Linked DNA regions of Mus musculus: region 2 is linked to region 1. Evidence: chromatin loops called from intact Hi-C (ENCODE). Cell type or tissue: heart. All regions are shown on one strand. Each heading gives the region's core, and the rest is flanking DNA. Links, peaks and the distances in the headings are about the cores only. Region 1 overlaps Sestd1 (SEC14 and spectrin domains 1). Region 2 overlaps Gm35317 (a long non-coding RNA gene).

Evidence for each region. A loop is a pair of places that touch in the nucleus more often than their neighbours do. Peaks named below come from ENCODE experiments on the same cell type or tissue, not always from the same donor. Only the 100,000 strongest peaks of a DNase experiment are listed, where the experiment ranks them.
Region 2: a loop joins it to region 1, with 2.0 times the contacts of the local background. A loop is called at or near these places in 5 of 42 quality-filtered maps.

What each region holds. Positions count from the first base shown.
Region 1 is chr2:77,256,918-77,264,415 of GRCm38, reverse strand. The region is part of intron 1 of Sestd1 (SEC14 and spectrin domains 1); the gene reads left to right. It also overlaps the pseudogene Gm13650. Among named protein-coding and RNA genes, the nearest start is that of Sestd1, 20 kb to the left of the region's middle. In heart, for the core only: a CTCF peak has its summit at 4,031; no DNase peak of the experiment used is centred there; H3K27ac peaks cover 214 bases.
Region 2 is chr2:77,314,291-77,321,788 of GRCm38, reverse strand. Gm35317 (a long non-coding RNA gene) reads left to right here. Exons shown (of 4, transcript XR_866499.2): 3 at 1,314-1,447; 4 at 1,568-2,068. Among named protein-coding and RNA genes, the nearest start is that of Gm35317, 5.9 kb to the left of the region's middle. In heart, for the core only: no CTCF peak of the experiment used is centred there; a DNase peak (open chromatin) is centred at 4,558; H3K27ac peaks cover 397 bases.

The sequences.
Region 1 (7,498 bases), core at 2,359-6,358:
CTTGATGTAAAGGGGTCCTTGGCTTTGGCAGTTGTTGAAAACTCTCCCAATAACTCTAAGGTGGGGTCTGGCTAAAGTATGAGTGAACACCCGTGCTTTCTGCTGCTCAACATTTCTGTCTTGGAATGCTTCCATCCGCAGCCTAGAAGTCTGTCTTTTAAAGTTTTTGCCTTAACAGTTTGTTTTGAAAATTCTGTTGTGAGTTGCAATGGTTAGTATTGTCAAATTGATAAAATCTAGGGTTGCCTGGGAGACAGACTTCTGAGCAAGTCTACAGGGATTAACTGTCCTGATTGCATACATTGAGAGGGAAGCGCTGCCCCTGTGGGTGGCCCCAAGGTGCGTGAGCCCTGCTGTTTGCAGATGAGAATGCAGTGTGACCGGCTGCTGCCAACTCTTGCCCCCTTGACTTCTCTGTCATGCTGTCATACCTTGAACTGTGAGCTAAAAAACTCTGTGAAGTTGCTTCAGTAAGAGTATTTTTATTACAGAAACAGGAAAAGAAACCAGGACACTCCTCCTGCAAATGGCTTACTTAACCTTGTCGTAGGAAGCATTATATGAAACAGTAGTTGTTTTGCAAAGAGAAAACAACAGTTTATGAAAATAGATATCCATATTCATTAATCCTCTTGCTCCTTTGACAAAATAGCTGTCACAAACACAGAGTGCAGGGTTTCTAGTTTTGGCTTACAGCTCCAGAGGCCATCTGCCATGGCGGCCGAGGCCAGGCTGCTCTCCGTCAGAAAGCAGAGTGTGGAGTGCTGCTGCCCTGCTCGCTTGCCCTTTGCATGCAGCCCAGGTCCAAGTCCAGGGAAAGGCACTGCCCGAGTGGAGGGTGGGCTGTCCCTCTCAGTCTAACCTGATCTAAATATTCCCTTACAGACATGCCCAGAGACTTGCTTCCATAGTGATTCTAAATCCCACCAGGTTGCCAGGGTTATAACCATTGTAATGTTTTAAGGCAACTCAGAAATGATAAAATCCTATACTAATTTTTTCAAAGACTTTTAATTCTTTTGAGTTTTTAAAAAGGTATTTATAGGAACAGTAAAGAGACAATAACAGTGTCCATATATATTATTTAAACAAAGTCTGCTATCATTTTGTTTGCTGGTTATTTTGAGACAAGGCTTACCCTTTAGCCCATGCTGTAGTGGAGTTTGCTGTTAGCCCAGGATAATTCCTACTTGGGTTCTTCATCTCTCACCCTCCTGGTTGCTTGAATTACACAATACATCACCATGTGTCATTGAAATTCATAGTCTTCTATTTTCTTAAGACCATTTTTCATGTAGCTTAAACTAACTTCTACCTCACTCTGTGGCCCAGAGGCCTTATCCTGTCTCTGATCATAGATGTATGGCACCAGCTCCAAGGTAATCTTAATCTGCCTTGGAATTTCTTTTGGCCTAAACAATAACATGTATAGCTACTAAGAGTCTAAGCATCTCAACTAGGTACAGACAAGAGGTTAACAGGCATTGGTAATGGATACTGAGTGTGGCACACTGCAGGGTCTTGTGGCAGAACTGTGTGCAGGTAGCTTTGGCTGCTACTTGTAAAAGCGGTTCAGAAAAGAGGGGCAAGTCAGGAAGAAAGAGGAAAGAGAAAAGAGGCCAGTTAATAGAGAACACGGAGATAAAAATAGGAGGACAGATAAGAATTCAATTAACTTCTGGGACGGTGCCTTTCCTCAGAGGAAGGAGTTGGTGTTCCAGTTCATTATTTTGGGCATGCGTGTTTAGCTCAGGGCTTTGTGTATGACCTCTATAAGTAAGACATGTGCAGGATTATAAAATGATACCACCTTATCTCTAATTAGTTGTACATCAAACATCAGGTCTCTGTTTTTTTTTTTTTTCCAGGAGCCTTGGCTGAGGGGCTTACAAGCCTCTGCAGGAGGCTTGTGGACTGACAGGAGACAGAACCGGATCTCTGTCAAGTTCTCAGTCGGCTTCTGGTTTTCTAAATGGAGTAGATGCTTGTGTTTTAATGTGTGTTTTTATGGAACCTAAACCTTTTCTATGTTTAAGAGATACATACTGTCTACAGTATCATTTCAAGATTTCTGTGCTATGATTGTATCTCCATTTTTGTGGCCGGAGTAAGGTTGCCAGCTTCCTGGACTCTTGTCTTGGTGTGTGGAGGCTGGCCAGCCTCTGTTCCTCAGCTCTGAGGGAGGGTCTGATGTTTCATGATACTGGAAGTAGGCCTGTCGCTGTGTTAGCATATGGGGCCTAATTATCCACACTTGTTCTAGAATAGAAAGACTTTCATGATTTCTACAAAAAGCAAAGTCTTATGATAACTAAACATTAAACAGCTTCTCTAGGGAGAGGGAAACTTACATCAGGTAAGCCCTTCAACCCAGGTTCCATTTGTGAGACTACACAGTGGGAGGAGGGCTGATTCCCACAGGTTGTCTTTTGACCTCTACCTGTGCACTGGGCCATGCACTGTCCCCCTTCCCACCCAAAAAAATATGATAAAAAAGTAAAAACCTCTTCAGATTACCTCAGCTATTTTTTGTATACATACTGGGCTCCTTGTGTGTAATGCTCAGGACTTGGCCCACACAGTGATAAGTGGAGCGGGCTTGGTCCTGCCCTGCTGGATCAAAGGCACTGACTGAGTGGATACTAAATGTCTATGCCGACTCTGATAGGAACACATAGGAAGGACAGGGTAGGCAGAGGCGAGTCCTGTGAGCCACAGAAGAGGCAGTGCAAAGAGGTCATCGGCAAGCATGAGAAATGTCCTCCCTCTGTGCTCGGGGGTTTTCACATTTATGTGTTATAGGATTTTTTTTTTCCAGAGAAGTTTTAACTTGGATCGCTGTGTCACTAATAACTAAAGAATGTCTGCTTTAAGACTGAAATAATTCCATTTTCTCCTGTATTATATGCAGCAGAAAGAAGGACAGCTAAAATTGATAATGTTTCCTTTAACTTCTTTTCTGATACAAGATTATTCATAATGGGTTTGGTTTTAGAACCAAGACAGCAAGATTCAGGATTGATTAGGTTTCTAATAGAATTGAATTTCAAGTCAGGAGTCACGTCTTTTAAACCACTTGGACAAAAAGATGGTTATTATCCTTAAATATAAAGTAGCACTGCACTCGGGTCTTATGTTATTTTACTTACAGTGTTAATTTCCATCTCAGCTCATGATTTTAAAGCCTATGGGCAATGGTATTTGTACTGGCTAGTTTTATGTCAACTTGACTTGCTCTAAAATCATTTGGGAAGAGTGAAACTCTTGAGAAAATACCCCTACCAGATTGTCCCATGGACAAGCCTATAGCACATTTTCTTAATTAGTGATTGTATTGGGAGGTCCCAGCAAATTGTGGGTGATGCCATCCTGGGCAGGTAATCCTGGGTTCTATAAGAAAGCAAGGTGAGCAAGCCACAGGAGCAAGGCAGCAAGCAGCACCCTTCCATGGGTGCTGCATCAGCTCCTGCCTCCAGGTTCCTGCTTTGAGCCCCTGCCCTGACTTTCCTCAGTGATGGAGTGTGTGACCAGAGAGTTTCACAGTAATAGAAACCCAAAGCCAGTGTCCTTCACTGTACAGCTATAGACATTAAAATGTAGCATTTGCATCAGCTAAAACATTAAGTGTAGGACTTGTTTTGTTTTACCTTCCTTAGGACAAACACACGCTGTTTCCCTTGGGAAGATGTGTATTCAACTTATAAGTTTTAAAAGGGTTTCTTAGCTTTCTTCATTTTTTTTTTTTTTTTAGCAAAGCACTATGGGACTTCTTAATGTCTTTATTTACTGTGTGCTCTCAACTGTGTGTATGTGTCCATACTATTATTCATATTAACACTGTTTGAGACATTTTTATATTCTGAGTAATTCAACCAGTGACTGTACAGTGAGCTGTTCTCTGAGAAAGCTCACATTAGTCAAAACCGCCTGTCCACTCTGTGCCCGGGATGCTCTACAACCATGGCAAAGCTAAGGAAGGCTTTAAAGCTAGGTGGGGATTCCTCAGACCAGCCAAGCCATGTAGAAGAAAGTGTTGCAACCAGATGGCAGCAGAGCCCAGGGCATAAACATAGAGGTGTTGCTGATGAGAGGAATACAGCTGAAAAGGCAGAGTCACGATCCTGCAGAAATGTCTGTCACAGTCCAGTGGAGGTTTGGCCACTCCATACTAAGTACAGTAGTAGGCGGACAGCTTTATTTTGCAGATGTGTGAAGATTGGCTGAGAGGAGAGTTTGCATCTGGGAAGCAAACCAGAGGCTGTTCAGTCAGCAGGCAGTGGTGCTGGGGATGGGTAGAGACGTAGGCTCTGCAGCTGTGGTTTGTGGAGGGCATGGACTTTTCTATGAGGTCTTATGATATGTGTGGATGTGCATGTGTGCCATTGAGTGATAGGGAAAACTCTTGAATACTGTAGTTTTACTGAAATTGCCTTCATCTTGAAATAATATAAGGTTACAGAATGGCAACCAAAAAAGAATCTGAAGAATTTCCATATAGTCTTTACCTTATGGTCTCCTAATATCAACTCCATTTCTGCATTTAATGTATTCTGTACTGGGACTCCACCCAGGGCTGTGGTATCCTGGGCCAGTGCTCTGCTACTGAACTGTATCTCCTGACCTTTTCTTTCTTTTTTACATTTTTGTTTTTAGTTAGCATACAAAGCAACAGATTTACTTATGGCGTTTTCATGCATTTTTAGTTTTGGTAAATCATCTTCCACCTCTCCCCATCGCCCTGTTCCCCAGTCTCCAGTTGTACCCTTCAGTCCCCAGAATTCCCCTTTCTACTTTTTTGTTACTTCTATTCTGTTCCCTTCCCTACAACTCTCCCTTAAAGTCCCTTTCTGACCTCTCAAGGACCCATAGCTAAGGCTCCTTACCTCTATTCACACTAACACCCACTTATCTATACATACACACACTTATACACACACATACCCACTTATACACATACACACACACTTATACATACACATACCCACTTATACACGCATACTTATACATGTACACACACTTATACACACACACACACACACTTATACACACACTTACACATGTACACACACACACTAGAAGCTAGGGGTTAGTGTATGAGAAAGAAAATGAAGTATGGTTTACCTCACATAATATATTACCAGTTTCACCCATGTTTCTGCAGATTTCAGATTTCATTATAGCCATTGTATGTTTCTGTCACATTCCCCTTAATCATCCGTGGATGACCATCTCAGCTGACTCAGTTTCCTTGCTACTGCACATAGAACAGCCCTGAGCATGGGTATGCAAGCAACTCTGGAAGGGTGTAGAGTCCTTTGAGTGTGCCCAGGAGTGGTATCATGGGACCCTTAGTAATTCTATTTTTAGTTCTGTAGAAGCCTTCAGACTGATTTCCATTGTGGCCCCCAGCGCGTGCACCCCCACCAGCTAAGGTTCTCCCTGCTGTGTCCTCAGCACCATTTACTGTCATTTTATTCTTTATGGAGCCGATTCTGACAAGATCGAGAAAGAATCTAATTTGCATTTTCCTTATTGCTAAGGATGGAGAACCCTTTAAAATTATTTATTGGCCATTAGTATTTCTTCTTTTGAGAGCTGTCTGTTTAATTCACTGTCCCATGCCTAGGTTTTGTGTGTGTGTGTTCCTGTTCCCACACACACACTCACATGTCTTCATGTACTTGTACATATGTGTGTATGTGGAGGCCAGGTGGCAACATTGGGTGTCTTTGAGACAGGTCCTTTCATGGAACCTGAAGCTCATTAATTGAGCGAGTGTGGATGGACATCAGGCCCAGGCTTCTGTCTGTCTCATCCCCCTCGGTGCTGGGAGTACAGGTGTGTGCACGGAGCCTTCTTCCTTATTTTTTTTTCTTTTTAATGAGTGAAAAATTGCCTGGTGATACTGTAGGACCAAGCCGCCCCCTGCAGAGATCTGGAGCTCTAATGTGTCCCAACTTTGAGAATATATCTTGAGACAAAACTGTGGGACTTAAACAGAACTCGGAGTGGGAACCTGGCAGCACCCTGCCACTTGTCTCTCCAGTTCTTTCACTTGGCCCCATGGAGATCTGAATTCAGGACCTCACACTGGCAGGGCAATGAGCTACCTCCCAGACCCCAGGCCTTGGTGTCTTGAGACAGGATCTTGTATAGCCACAGCCACTGCCTCCTTAGTGGGGTCATAGGCATGTGCCACCATACTCAACCCCACGTTTACTTTTCATAAAGCAATAAAGAAATATTATTTCTCATGAGCCATTGAAAGTGATTTGTATATATTGTATTCATTTACTTCTAAATATTTTAGTATCCACTGTCCCAAAAATACAAATGAGAATTTTCTTATATAATTATAATATAATAAAGCATCAGGGAATTATAGACAACAGAAAGGTTTTGTTCAAATTTTGCTGTTTATTATTATTTTTTGGGAGGGAGAGAAAAACTTATTTTCTTAGCACTGTTTTATGTTCAGTGTGTCTTGATCCCACCCTCTTCCATTTTAAATCAGGACGCACTCTCAGTCTTTGCTTCACAGGCATTGTGGACGAATACTCACTAGGTAACCGAGCCCACTGCTGAGCTGGTGGGATGCTTCCTCAGCGTCAGTTTTTTATTTACTTTACATCCCAGTTGCAGCTTCTCCTCCCTCCTCACCTCCCAGTCTCTCTCCCTCCCCTCCCCCATCCACCCCTCCTCCACTTCTCCCCTGAAAGGAGGAGGCCTCCCATGGGCATCAGCCAGCCCAATTATGTCAAGCCAGGCAAGACTTCCACAAGGCAGCCCAGTTAGGGGAAAGAAATCCAAAGGAGGCCGTGTAGTCAGAGACAGCCCCTGCCCCCACTTTGGGAGTCCCATATGAAGACTCAGCTCTACAACTGCTACATATGTGTAGAGGGCCTAGGTCCATCCCACCTGCATTCTCTGGTTGGCAGTTTGGTCTTCATGAGTCCCTATGGATCAAGGTTAGTTAACTCTGTAAGCTTTCTTGTGGTGGCAGGACTGTTCCTTTAGTAGACTGAGTTAAGGTATGCTACATTGCCAGTGTAGGTAAATAGGGTTGGTTTTTGTGATAGCTTTCTTATCTTCTTTGGAAAGGTCTCTCCCTCCCTCCCTCCCTCCCTCCCTCCCTCCCTCCCTCCCTCCCTCCTTCTCTCTCATAATAAATGGAGGCACATAATAATGGAGGCAGAAGTTGAACCACAGGAAGGAGAGCACATGTACTCACTCTTTCTCTCTCACTGTCTCATGAGAAATGGAATCACACAATCCTGGAAGCTGAACTGCCTCAGGATCTGCTGTCTGCAGTCTGGAGACCCAGGAGAGCCTGTCTGTGCCTTCTGGTCTGAAACTAAAAGCTTGAGGACTGAGAACAGCAGCGTTAAGTTCCAGGGCAAGGATGGAAGACTAAGGTCTTCTTACGCAGGCCATGAGGCAAACAGTTCAACTTTTTGTTCCTTTTGGGTTCTGTTTGGGCCTTCAGTCTATTGCGCGC
Region 2 (7,498 bases), core at 2,113-6,112, 58 kb before region 1:
GCTTGCTTCTTCTTCCTCACAGATCCCAAAGGAAGGAGGGGCTTGATAAAGACATCACCATCCCTGATTTCTCCAAGGTTTCTCACTCTCTGCACATTGCCCACTTATGAATGAATCTCTCTGTTAATTACCATCGTCTGCAAGAATAAGCTTCTCTGAAGAGAGCTGAATAACACACTGATCTATGGGTATAGCACTACGCTATTAGAAGTCATTTTATAGCAAGGCCCCTTTAGCCTAATAACAGCATTAGGTTTTCCCTTAGTCCTCTGGCCTGCCTAATCTCAGGTTCTTGCAATCTGAACAGTTATGGGTTCCGTCTTATGGAGTGGGCCTTAAATCAAAATGTTAAAAGTGGTTGGTTATTCCCTTAACATTTATACCAGTACTGCACCCATGTATCTCCAGGCAGCTCCCTGTCACCACAGGGAGTGGGATGTACTGTCACAGGGGACAGTGATGAGTGTGTTTTTCTCCTTTGATAGCATACAACCTTCTTTCCAGTACCCTATACACTTATCAGTAGGGGTGAAACTTCTAGTTAGGCACTAGCTTGATTTCCTCATGGCCCATGTTTATATCTTCAACAATAAGGCCTTACCATCAGGGTTGTTTTGTTTTGTTTTGTTTTTAGAATAATCGATAGTCTTTGTGATGTTCTGGGGGTAAGAGGTCTATGTGACTTCTTTGGCTAATGACACCACAGTGTAGGGATGCAACCCATTCCTCTGCTGAGGCTGTGTGTTACTATTTTTCCTGTTCTCAAGTCTGAAAGTTTTACTAGGGATCTTCCTGTGGGTTACAGAAGCAGTAAGTAAGTATAAGGAGAGGAAGACTGAGAGCAGGAAAAATAGTTCTTCTGGAGAAAGTTCACACCTTCGTATTGCTAGACTAATACCAAATAGTGAGCCCGGAAAACACAGAAATAATATGATACAGACTGAGTCTCGTGTATTTATGCATGCATGCATGTGCGTGTGCGTGCATGTGTGTAAAGAGAGAAAGGGAGAATATTTGGGATGGTTTGGAGAAAGGAAAGGAATAGGGTAAATGATATAATTATATGTTCAAAAAATGAAGAAAAAAAATTTAAAAATCAGGGAGCCTGGGAGGGTGGGCTGGGGTTTCATTGCTTCACTGAATTGGACTTTGGTACAATTGTTGCTTGGACTATGGTACATAGAAATACATGGCCAGCAAGTCCTCTTCTCTCTCTTGACATACCTTTATTGGACTGCACAACGATGTTTGTTATTACCTTCAAAATACCTCCTGTAGGGTGCTCAGCTTACCTCCATTTCTACTGACTTCAGCCACACTGCTCTCTGGAGACTGTTCATGGACCAGGTACTTATGGTACTTATTGGTCCAGCCTACAGTGACATGGAGAATACAGAGACCCACGACCTCAATGACCCCTGGGCTACTCCTGAGCTCAAGTTTAGAGGTAGGGTAACTTTCCCCAAATTCAGTCTAAGGGGAAGCTGAATACAATGAGTAATTGATACAATACCTGCCCCAGGACTTCCCTGTGAACTAAAATAACAAAATAAGTTTTGCCTTGCAGAGAATGAACGCTGTTTGGACCAACGTCAGAATTCATCACAGGAAAGGCAAGCGTCTACAAGTTCAGCAGACCCTGACAACGGCCCACTGCTAGGAGACCCAAATGTTTAAGGGCTAAGCTGTTCTAATACTTCATCTGCTTGCCTCCTCCTTGCCCTTCTTCCCCCTCCACCTCTTCTCTCTCGGTTTTGCTCCCTTATTCCCCATTTTTCTCGTCATACTGAACTTTGAATAGTATTTGACTGTGCCTTATTTAAAGATTTTATATGCTTTTATATCCCAGCTATAAATTTTTCCTTATTTTTTCACAATAGGGAAGTATTTCTTTCTTTTTTGTTCTTTTTTTTTTTTTCTTATCACACTCTCCTTCCCTTTGCTTCTGGTTTTTTGAGACAAGCTTTCTTTGTGGAACCTTGGACCTTCTGGACCTTGCTCTGTAGACCAGGAGATGTGCTTGTCTCTACCTCCTAAGTGCTGGGATTAGAGGCATGTCCTACCACCACCTGGCTTTCTTCTTTTTTTCCCTTTAAAATAACAATCTGTTTCTTCTTTTCCTTTTATTATTTTATTAACCCTACTTCCTCTCTTTCCCTTACCTCTTCTGTAATCTCACTCATTTGCTGTTTTTCATTAAATCTGAATAATTTTTAACTTCATGTAACAGTGTATGTTAATTTTGCCAGTTTCTGGTGTATAAGTATTGGCGATGTGTTTGTGGAATTTATTTAATTTTAATGTGTTTCTCTAACTAGGTTGGCTTGGTGGTGTTAGGAGAGCAATCTGTCTTCTTGTTTTGAGTGGTACTTTTGAGTGGGTTGAGTCCTCACGAGTAGGCTGCTCATTGTGAAGACTTCCAAATAAAACTGGAAGGGCGATCCAAATCAACAGATGCACAAATTGCAATGGCAGCACCGCAAAAAATACAAAAAGGCTAGGTTACTATACGTCCTCCAAATAATCCTTTGACTACTGTGGTGGTTTGAATATGTTTGGCCCAGGGAGTGGCACTATTAGGAGGTATGGCCTATTTGAAGTGGGTGTGGCCTATTTGGAGTAGGTGTGGTCTTACTGGGTATATATATATATATATACCCAGTAAGACCAGATGATGTAATAACAGCTGACTATGAAAGGAAATCCCAGAATCCAGTAGTTGCTCAGTCTACAAGGCTTGATGTCTCAGCTGGTATTCAGTATCTGCTCAGATCCCAAGGAAGAAGGCTCTAATGCCAGTGAAGGAGTGGACTTGCCAGTGAGAGTGAAGGCAAAGAGCAAAGGCTTCCTTCTCCCGTGTATGCAGGCTTCCAGCAGAAGGTGTCCTTCAGATTAGATCTGAGCTAAAGATCCACATTAAAAGTGTGTCTTCCTACCTCAAAGGTCTAGATCCAAAGTAGATCTTCCCACTTCAAATTAAGCAGAAATCCCTTGCAGGAATGCTCTCTATTTTATGGTTTTAGTTAATTCCAAATGTAGTCAAATTGACAACCAAGAATAGCCATCACAGTACACAAACAAGATAAGTACACAATAAGAAAACTATAAACCCATTTTCCTGTTGAACAAAGATGTAAAAACGCAGTAGTAGAGCACATAAACAGACCTCCAGTCCTTGTGTTTGCAAGGCCAATGCTTTACACACTGACCCATCTCCTCAGCCCTCTCTTGGTTTTATTATATAGTTGTAAAAGGTTGGCAAACAATAACTTTTGCTTGCCATCAAGATTTCTCCTTTTTGTGGTGATAAGGCTCAGATTGTGAGCTGCATAAAAGATTGCATGATAGGAGACGGAGAGTCTGACATTCCTAGCTTCCATTGCAGCTACAAGTGGCTGCTTAGCTGGTTTCAGTTCAAAGGAATCCAAGCTGAAGGGTCATGTGTCATCTCTGGGAATCAGTCCTCAGATGCAACACGTGCATACTTGCCGTTGCCCTTCACCTCTGTTTATCCTCATGCCTGAAGCCCAAAACGGTTTCTGGAGTCATCTCTGAGATTGAGTCCCTTCAGAATTCAACACTGAAGCACACTGTCTGCTTTGTTACTGTTCCAGCCCTGAACGGCCAAAAGGACTTATGCTTAACAGAGAAATAAGCTTCTATTTACACTGTTATTTAAACACTGTTATTTAGAAGTTTTTTTTCACACATATTTAAACTTAATCTTAAGTATATAGGCTTATGAATTTTGCTATAGTTCAGCCTTTTCACTTAGCACAATATCATCTTTTATCACTAGGTAATCATTGTAGCCATAATTTTTAATGACTGCTTACAACTTCATCTCATAAATATGTAACAATGTATATAAACAACTTATAATCATTTGATGTTTTACTTAAACTTGATTCATTTATTTAGTTCTAAAAGCACTCTGTATTCAATGTACCCATTACTACTTGAAAAGGTATATCAAGATGATTATTTTTTTTTTGTCTATCTATATGTTCGATGATACCATTCAATGATCTTTGTATCTCTCTCTCTCATTTTTTTATTTCTTTCTTTTACTGACTTTAACCTGTTTAAAGTTCTTATAGAATTGACTTATGAGTTACACACTGTATTCAATTAACTTACGTATTATTATGCCAGTACTCAATTTATTTTACTTATGATACCCATGAAATGACCTGAGGGCAAATATATTAAAATATTTATAACTCTATTTTTAAACTCTGACCAGTCTATTTTATTCATGTATTTTACAGCTGCAGATTTCTTTGTAGAGTGAGTCTGTCTTTGAAAAGCAATGCCCCAAACAGCGATGCGTTGCTTTCTGTCTAACTGGTATTTATGTCAAAGCCCCATCAAATCCATTGTTTCATTTGAATCCTGAATTGTACTATTATGACATCATTCAGATTAGCCACATTCAGCTTCTCAGCCTCCTCAGATTGAAAACCAGAGGATTTTCAAAATGAACTTGACTTTGCTTCACTGAAATTGTTCTGCAATGCTCCTGAGGAGACAGCTGTCAACTCCGTTGGCTACAGCCCCAGTGCTGGCTTGCGCTTACAGACAGGGTTCTGCAGTCAGGTCAGAGCCGTTAGCCTCATGCTAACTATGGTTGCAGCTGTCTTTGGTCATGCTGAGCATGGTCCAGCACCGTCATCTATCAGAGCACTGTGCTGTGCCTGCCTTAAAAGCAGATCCCTGTAAAGTAGGACAAGTAACTGAAGCTTTGTAATCGTTCAGTATGGGGCCTCAACTCTCATCTTAACTCGATGGGATGTGCTTGGGAGAGGCGAGAAGTGCTTGTAGGAACAATAAATCATGAGAGAGGCATTCTACAGAGTTTATTTTAGCTTTTGCTCCTGACAAGAGAGTGGCATGCCACACTCAGAGTTCAACGGGTCCTCCGAGCAGAAGTTCTTCTGTCCTTCAAAAGATTTCTCTACTAGTGAGGTACGATTCAAGTGTGACTGGACAAAAAATGTAAGCAATTTCTAAGATAATGATTTTTTTTCAGGGAAGCTTAAGTGGCCACTAGACCAGATGGAGGTTTTCTATAACTAAGCCGTATCTGTAGAAATGTGCTGTATAATGTTATAAAGAGGATTTAAAATGGAAATCTTCTAAGGTTAGGTATATAGATAGCCTTTATAAATCTCATATGAGTCAACTTTTATATCAAGGCAGTGTAAGACAGGAAAGGGAGCTAGGAGAGACAGTGGCAGGATTGGAAAGACTGTCATCGAGGACGTCTGCGAGACAGTCCTAACTTAGGTCAGGCTACCTGTACAAGAGATTTCATGGAGACAACAGTTAAACCACACAGCAGAGAGGTCATTCAAAATGACTTTCCCAGTTTGGTGCCATCGGAACACACTGCCACAAACACGAACACATGTGCAGGGGAGCACACTTTCCATGCTTCTTGGTTAGGAAAATGCCAGTAAGTGCATTTCCACACAGCGGGGCTTCTCTGAGCCTTCAGGAGAGCAAATACATTGGTTGTCTCCAAGAAAGGCTCTAGACTGCAGCAATTTCTCAAATGTATTTGGCACCTAGTGGGGGATTCTATTTCTATCTCCTAGAATATGGAATATGGAACATAGACTATATATAATACAATATAGAATAGAGAAGAATAGAGAATATAGAACATAGAATATAGAATATATATATGATTTAGAAGAAAATAGAATATGGAATTGGAATGTAGAATGTGGAACACAGAATGTGGAATGTAGACTATAGAATGTGGAATATAAAATATAGAACTTAGAATCTAGGAGAGCTCAGAAGAAGTGCATGTTATTTTGCCTTTGAGGGTGGCACAGAATGTGTGCCAGGAGGGTGAAGGAATTCTTCCTTCTCTATAGTACTTCAGGCAAGAAGTTTAGGTCTGAACTGCAGTGCCTACATGAGATATTATCTCCTTGTGAGAAACTGCAATAGCCTTTTTTTTTTTTTTTTTTTTTTTTTAGATTTATTTATTCATTATATGTAAGTACACTGTAGCTGTCTTCAGAGACTCCAGATGAGGGCATCAGATCTCATTACAGATGGTTGTGAGCCACCATGTGGTTGCTGGGAATTGAACTCAGGACCTTCAGAAGAACAGTCAGCACCCTTAACCACTGAGCCATCTCGCCAGCCCTGCAATAGCCTTTTAACATCCAAAGAGAAAAACTCATCTGGAATCAGGGGGAAAGAACTAAGAATTCCATTACAAAGTTGCTAATTCACTCCGTTTGTAAAACCGTAGCATTTTAAACCTGAGAAAGATCTGAAAAGAACCCCACTTTAGCCAATTCTCGGACTTTACAATGAGAAAATTGAGTGGTTTGCCCAAGGTCATCCAATTAGTGGGAAGTCTAACGAAAGGCAAGACCTAGTTGTGATAACAGTCCTATCATGTTCTCATAAACCCTGCACAGCAGGCCACTTAGGGTTTTTTTTTTTTAAGCACATAAAAGGAAAACATGAAAGGTCTTCCTTTGCTAACCCTTCACCAAGCTCTCCTCTCAGAGATGACAGCTTCTGTTGCTTTTCCCTTTGGGAGTAAACGTGCACTATCCAACTAAGTTCCACGCTCGACTACTTCCCTATCAACCTTAGTCAGGACTCAGTAATCACTGACCATGTGCTGGCCTTGCACAATCTGAGTCTGCCTTCAAAGTGCTCAGTTGGTGAAGGACATAGCAGAGTCTGTGACAGGTGCCATGTCATAAGCTTAAGGAACTCAAGGTACCCCATGGCTTGAATTGTGAGAAATCAGGAGGTGAGGGGCTGTGTTTTCTAGGAGGTATAAAACCTTTAATGAGAGACTTTCAAAATGAAGTTCATTTTTATTTTTGTATATGTGTCTATGTGAGTGTATACCACTGTGTTTCCCCTTCAGAGAAGAAGAGGGGGCCGATTCCCTGGAACTAGTTACTGGTGATTGTGAGCAGCCCACGGATGCTGAAAAACAAACTCATGTCCTCTGGAAGAGCAGCGAGTGCATCTAACCACTGAGCTATCTCTCTAGACCCTTAAATAAAAATCTAAAACTCAAGGGGTAAAGCAGACAGATAACATTACGTGGTTGTGAAAACAGCAAGCAGAAGCACAGTGCAACGAAGTGTGGTAGAGAGCAAGGCAGGGAAACAGGTTTAAGAATACAGAGGCATCACTTCAGTATACCTCCATGAAGATATGGGGCCCACACAGTTACAAAAGCTCAAACTGGAAGTGACGTGGTGATGGGATTAGAACGAAAGAAGAGAGGCTATAGAGATGGTTCCAAAGTGTTGGATTAATTGTTAACGGTACTCAAACTGCCCCTCCGCTGGCAGCACACGTTCCTCCACCGCCACCCGCCAAAATGCTCTGAATTCTCAAATGAAAGACATACACATGCAGCCTTATTTTTAGTATCTCCTAAGCAGCTCAATGACTGGGCCACTCCCAAACTTCCACGTTGTTAATGCCTCCCCTCCAATACTCT